2 separate regions of the Homo sapiens genome follow, and region 1 is linked to region 2. A link is a contact called in ENCODE Hi-C data. All regions are on one chromosome and are shown on one strand. Each heading gives the region's core, a stretch centred on a gene start or an enhancer-like site at or near the end of the contact. The rest is flanking DNA. Distances are from core to core; before and after follow the strand shown. Region 1 overlaps IGF2BP3 (insulin like growth factor 2 mRNA binding protein 3). Region 2 overlaps STEAP1B (STEAP family member 1B).

What was found. A loop is a pair of places that touch in the nucleus more often than their neighbours do. Pooled maps may share reads with other maps.
Region 1: a map of Ramos shows a loop between it and region 2 (4-fold over the local background). The contact joins two enhancer-like sites. A Hi-C loop is called at or near these places in 1 of 168 maps with a recorded cell type or tissue (Ramos), 4 of 37 single-sample maps with no recorded cell type and 3 of 50 pooled maps.

What each region holds. Positions count from the first base shown.
Region 1 is chr7:23,372,051-23,375,031 of GRCh38, reverse strand. All of the region lies in intron 3 of IGF2BP3 (insulin like growth factor 2 mRNA binding protein 3), which reads left to right. Among named protein-coding and RNA genes, the nearest start is that of SNORD65C, 23 kb to the left of the region's middle. Within about 2 kb of position 1,696, at least 4 of the 41 ENCODE cell types and tissues checked have a DNase peak (open chromatin) inside an H3K27ac peak, as active enhancers do.
Region 2 is chr7:22,443,939-22,447,000 of GRCh38, reverse strand. The region is part of intron 4 of STEAP1B (STEAP family member 1B); the gene reads left to right. Among named protein-coding and RNA genes, the nearest start is that of STEAP1B, 55 kb to the left of the region's middle. Within about 2 kb of position 1,665, at least 23 of the 41 ENCODE cell types and tissues checked have a DNase peak (open chromatin) inside an H3K27ac peak, as active enhancers do.

The DNA of each region.
Region 1 (2,981 bases), core at 447-2,946, 930 kb before region 2:
TGAGCATATACACATACCTTTTTAAAAATTGAGAAATTCACATAATATAAAATTGTTGCGGGAAGTCAGGGACCCTGAACGGGGGGACCGGCTGAAGCCTTGGCAGAAGAACATAAACTGTGAAGATTTCATGGACATTTATCACGGAACCTGCCGACATGTGATGTCTCCCCCAGACACCTAGCTTTAAAATTTCTCTCTTTTGTACTCTGTCCCTTTATTTCTCAGACCGGCCGACACTTAGGGAATATAGAAAAGAACCTATGTGAAATATCGGGGGTGAATTTCCCCCGATATCAAATCATTTTCTTTTTATACTTTTACTTATTTATCATCATCATCATCGTCACTATTGGAGACAGAGTCTCACTCTGTCACCCAGGGTGGAGTGCAGTGGCGTCATCATAGCTCACTGCATCCTCCTAACTCTGGGTTCAAGCAGTCCTACCACCCCAGCCTCCCGAGTAGCTGGGAGTACAGGCACTCACCACCACATCTGGCTAATTATTTTTATTTTTGTAGAGATGGGGTCTTTCCTATGTTGCCCAGGCTGGTCTCAAACTCTTGGCCTCAATTGATCCCTTGCTTCAAGTGATAACTTGGCCTCCCAAAGAGCTGGGATTATGGATTTGAGCCACCATGCCCAGCCTCTACTATACTATTTTTATATAAGGGACTTGAGCATCTGTGAATTTTGGTATCCAAGGTAGGGGGTTGCTGAAACCAATCCCTCACAGATACCGAGGGATGACTGTTTATATGTACCATGTTTTGTTTTATCCATTCATTAGTCAGAGGATGCTTGGGTTGCTTTCACCTTTCAATTATTGGCTATTTTGAATAATGCTCCCATGAACATGGGTGTAGAAGTACTTCTTTGAGTCCCTGTGTTCAGTTCTTTTGGACGTATACTCGGTTAGTGCATTTGTGTTGCTGTAAAGGAATACCTGAGGCTGGGTACCTTGTAAAGAAAATAGGTTTATTTGGCTCACAGTTCCTCAGGCTATACCAGCATGGCTCCAGCATCTGCTCAGCTTCTGGCAAGGCCCAGAAAGCATTTACTCATGGTGAAAGGTAGAGGGGAGTGGGCATGTCACATGGCATGAGAGGGAGCAAGAGAGAAAAGGAAGTTCCAGCCTCTTTTAAAACAACCAGATCTCATGTGAGCTCACAGAGCAATAAATCACTTGTTACCTCAAGGATGGCACCAAGCCATTTATGAAGGGTCTGCCCCCATGACCCTAACACCTCCCACCTGGCCCCATCCCCAACACTGGGGATCGCATTTCAGCATGAGATTCGAAGAAGACACAATGTTCAAACCATATCAATACCCAGAAGTGGAATTGCTGGATCATATGGTAGGTCTATTTTTAATTTTTTTTGAGGAACTGCTGTACTGTTTTTCATAGCAGCTGCACCATTTTATCCAGCAATGTATGAGGGTTTTGATTTTTCCACATCTGTGTCAACACTCATTATTTTCCTTTGTTTTTCTTTTTATGATGCCCCTTGAATCATATTTTCCTTCTTTTTAAAAAATTATGGCCATTCTAATGGAGGTGAAGTGGTATCTCCTTGTGGTTTTGATTTACATTTCCCTAATGACTAATGGTGCAGAGCGTCTTTTCGTGTGACACACACACTTCTAAAAACACCTGGAGAGACCCCACCAAAGCGACAGTGGTTTCTTCTAGGGGTTGGGGGAAGTCCCTGTTTTGAAAGCAGGTGGTTCAAAAACCACCTAACATTGAACTATTTTGAATGTTTTTATGAGCATTTCTGTGAGTAAAATGTAGCACAAGTTAATGCTGGCTAGTACCTTCTTCTGACTAAGATGTATAGAAGTATCGTATTTAGTACTTGGAACATGAGCAAGGGGATACATGGGAGTTAATAAAGCTCTTAACCTGCCTATGGACAGATTTGATTTTCTAGTGCAGGTAATGGCCGAGTAAGGATTGAACTGGTTTCCGTCGGTGTATTTATATTTTATTTAAATTGCATAGGGAAATGAGGCAACTTATTAGACCAAGTGATTAAGAGTATGGGCTCTGGAATCTGTGAGCTGGAGTTTGAATCATTTCTCCAGCATTTATCTGTCCAAGTTCTGACACTGTGAACTTTTCTGTGCTGCAGCTTGCCCATCTATAACATGGAATAATGTTGCCTCATGGGATTGTGTGGATTTGAGTTAAAGTAGATAAAGCATTTGGGACAATGCTGCTGCCAGAAAGCACTCAAATGTTAGCAGCCCTGATTCATGACTGAACGAAGGCTGGTGTGGTTGGAGAGAAGAGAATGGCCTTAAAGGATGAGTGGAACACGGCCTTCAGGGCACTTGTTAGGGATCTCTTAGAGTTTATAGTAGGGTGTGACTTGTTCTGCTCGGCTTTTAAAATCAGTCTAGTTCCGTATTATTCTAAGTGAAGTAACTCAGGAATGGAAAAACCAAACGTCGTATGCTCTCACTCATAAGTGGGAGTTAAGTTATGAGGATGTGAAGGCATAAGAATGATACAATGGACTTTGGGTACTCGGCGGAAAGGGTGGGAGGAGGGTGAGGTATAAAAGAGTACATGTTGGGTACAGTATACACTACCTGGGTGATGGGTGCACCAAAATCTCAGAAATCACCACTAAAGAACTTATTCACGTAAGCCAGACACAGTGGCTCACACCTGTAATCCCAGCACTTTGGGAGGCCAGGGGGGGCAGATCACGAGGTCAGGAGTTTGAGGCCAGCCTGGCCAACATAGTGAAACCCCATCTCTACTAAAAATACAAAAATCAGCCGGGGGTGGAGGCACGTGCCTGTAGTCCCAGCTACTTGGGAGGCTGAGGCAGAAGAATCGCTTGAACCCCGGGTGGCGGAGGTTGCGGTGAGCCAAGATCGTGCCACTGCACTCCAGCCTGGGTGACAGAGTGAGACTCCATCTCAAAAAAGAAAAAAAAAAAACTTATTCATGTAACCAAATACC
Region 2 (3,062 bases), core at 416-2,915:
CAAACCCTTAAGCTATATTCCTATAAAAATTAAGAATCTCATTCCAGACCCCAATTAAACTAAAAAATATTGTAGAGAGAGACAGAAAAATCAAGTTTCTACAATGTGCCAGCCACTGGCTAAGTGTTTTCCCAGATACTGTCTCATTACTCTTCACAGCACCATTGTGGGGTGGGCAGCATTCCTTCCATTTCACAGATGAAAATACTGAGGTTCAGGGAGGGTTCAACTTGGGACCAGGCTTGAGTCGTTTACCTGAAACAAAACCCACATTCTTTCCCCTTCACCTTATTAACTCTAATCTTGGCTGAAAAAAGTGAGTGCTCAGAAAAATAAGGGTTATAGAAGTGAGATTAGCATTCATATTCCAATGGAAGTGTCCATCAGAGTGGTTCTAAATCTTGGCTACGCATTGGAATTGCCAGTATTCCAGGGTTTGCACAACTTGCTTGTAAGAAATCTTAGGGCAGTGTTTATCAACCTATAGCAGGCTTCAGAACCACCTGGAGGTTTGTTAAAACAGATTTTTGGGCCCTGTCCCCAAAGTTCCCGATTCTGTCTTTCTGGGGTTGGCCTAAGAATCTGTATTTCTAACAAATTTCCTGTGGCTCCAGGTTGGGGACCTCACTTTGTGAACCACTGGCATAGGGCATTGTCTTGCAAAGCGCAGTCCTGTCCCAGAGTATCCAGGTTGGAATTAGGGACTCAAATGCAGGTTCTTGGCCCTGGCCCAAATCTATAGGATCAGATCTCAGAGGGTAGGGACCGGGGATCTGCCTCATAAACAAGTGTTCCAGATGATTCTTTCACTTGCAGAAGCATGAGAACTGTCATCCAATGGGTCTTTGAACTCCTTCATCTCATATACAGCCCAGCTTTTAAATACTGTCACATTTTGAACGACAACTGCACAGCAGAACTGCATTTACAGTTGACCATTAGCTGCTGCTGTGACTTGCTTCTGGTTATTTAAAATGCCCACAAGGGATCTCTTAGCCCATGCTTCATAAATAAAGCCCAAAGAAGAAATATTTATTCATTCATTTTTTTAAAAACTCTCCAGTTGTCAAGTTTCCGACTCATCAGGGGGAAAGACTGATTAGTGGTTGTTTCATGCTTCCCCACACAAGTGAAATCAGGAGGAGAAAAGCATTCTATAAAAGAGCTTATTTCCCTTCCTCTTCGCCTCTCCTGCCTCCTCATTTACCCTTAGCTATTCAGTTTCATCAGCCCTTGTGAGAATATAGCTCTGACTTTGAGTTTAAAGGGGTTGGGCTGCTTGGAGAGCAGTGCCCTCCCTGCTGCTCTTGCATCTGGGAAGCTGGATCACCACGGGGACTTCCCCCAAGCCGGAAAAGGTCGACCAAATCCCCATTCAGAGGTGGAGGGCGGGAAGCCAGGCCCAGGCTCGGATGTACCCTGAAGAGGTGCAGGTGCTTCCCGCTGGCCTCCGCCCCTCAGCTGTGGGCTCCCAAGTGAAGCTGGCTGCCAAGAGGAGTATTTATAGCTGCCTTTGCTGGCCAGTTCCTGCCCGGTTCTCACAAGGCTGCCGGCAGATCCCAGCACGACTGGCTGACAAGACGAGGGGAGGATGGGAGGCCCAAAGGGGCATGGCCCAGCTGTCCTCCCTGAAGAGTTGCAGATGTCAGTCCCCTTGATCTGAAGTTAGAAATACAATGCGGTTTACAGGAGGAAGACATGAAGGTCATGTGAAGAGATTTCTCGCTGTTCTTCCACGGCTCCAAATCTGCTGTTGGCCCAAGAGAACCCACCACAAAGAGGTCTGTGCTGTCATCTGCAGAGCTGATTTGTAATTACTCTGCTCATAATGCAGAAAAGTCTAGAAGCTCCCTCAGCCCCTGTTCCCAATGCCAACCCTGCCCAAAGGCCCTTTAAACTGAAACCGGCATCATTGTCCAAATTCTTCAGGTGAACCTGTCTTTAGAAACAATGGCCCTTTCTCTTTCTCATCCTCTCACTTAGGCCTCTGGGTTAGAGAAGACGACTGATCTAACAGCTCTCCTTGTGCCACGCGGACAGACCCAGAGCTCGCTCTGGTGACAGCAAATGCACACCTTGTGGGGGTGTCCAATTGTTGGCTTAGTGGGTCTCCAAACTCACGAAATAGAATACTGGGGAGCCCATGAAATACCTGATTGGTTTTTCACATGGGTAGGCTCCATACAGAGCACAGCTCATCAGCTAAAACCTCCAAGGTGAAATCATTAAATCTCCAGGGGAAAACCAACAAAACAGCAAGTGTTCCGGAAAGGGTTTCACTTCCTAACTGGCAGCGAGCCTGAGATCAAAACCTGTTACTCAGTGACAGATGAAATTCCTGCAAGAGGCACAATCCATGCTATTGTTCTGTCTGAGGCCCTTATTTCTCCCAGGGTTGCTGCGAGTGGCCAAGGCAGAGGCTCCCGGGCAGCCGATGGGACATTTTCTCCATGGGTTTGAGTAGTGTGTCTGCAAAGAGTCCATGGTCCCTGGAATCCCCATGATGGGTATAATTTCAGAAAATTCATTTCTGAAAGCAGAAAGGAATTTATATTTTCTTTTTACTTTTTTTTTTTAAAACAGGGAAACAGGCAAAATAGAAGGACGCATAGTTAGAGGTGATTGAAGTCAGGGTAACGGCTAGAGCCAGGCAAACAAGAATAGTCCTCACCAATCCTGCTCACGCCCTCTCAAGCTGCCTTGCACAGTGCTGTGTGCTTTCCATATGTTATCTCATTTAGTCCTCACAATAGCCCAATGAGGGAGGTACAGGTACCCTCACTCCTTTGCAGCAGAGGAAACTGAGGCCTAGAGACGTTAAAGGTCTTGCTCTTTGTCCTAGGATGAGGATGGCAGATTTGGAATTCAAACCCACTCCCTCTGCAGGGATCCTTTAACTAAAGCCCTGAGCGTGACTCTGTGGAGAGACAGGCCCACTGGCTCTGGGCTTCTCCAAGAACTCATCAGGCTGTGGTGGTCTCTGGCTTCCTTATATCACACAGATGTGGAGAAACCAGGGCAGTGGGACTCAGCACCCCCTGAGGGTCAGTTTATGGGGACAG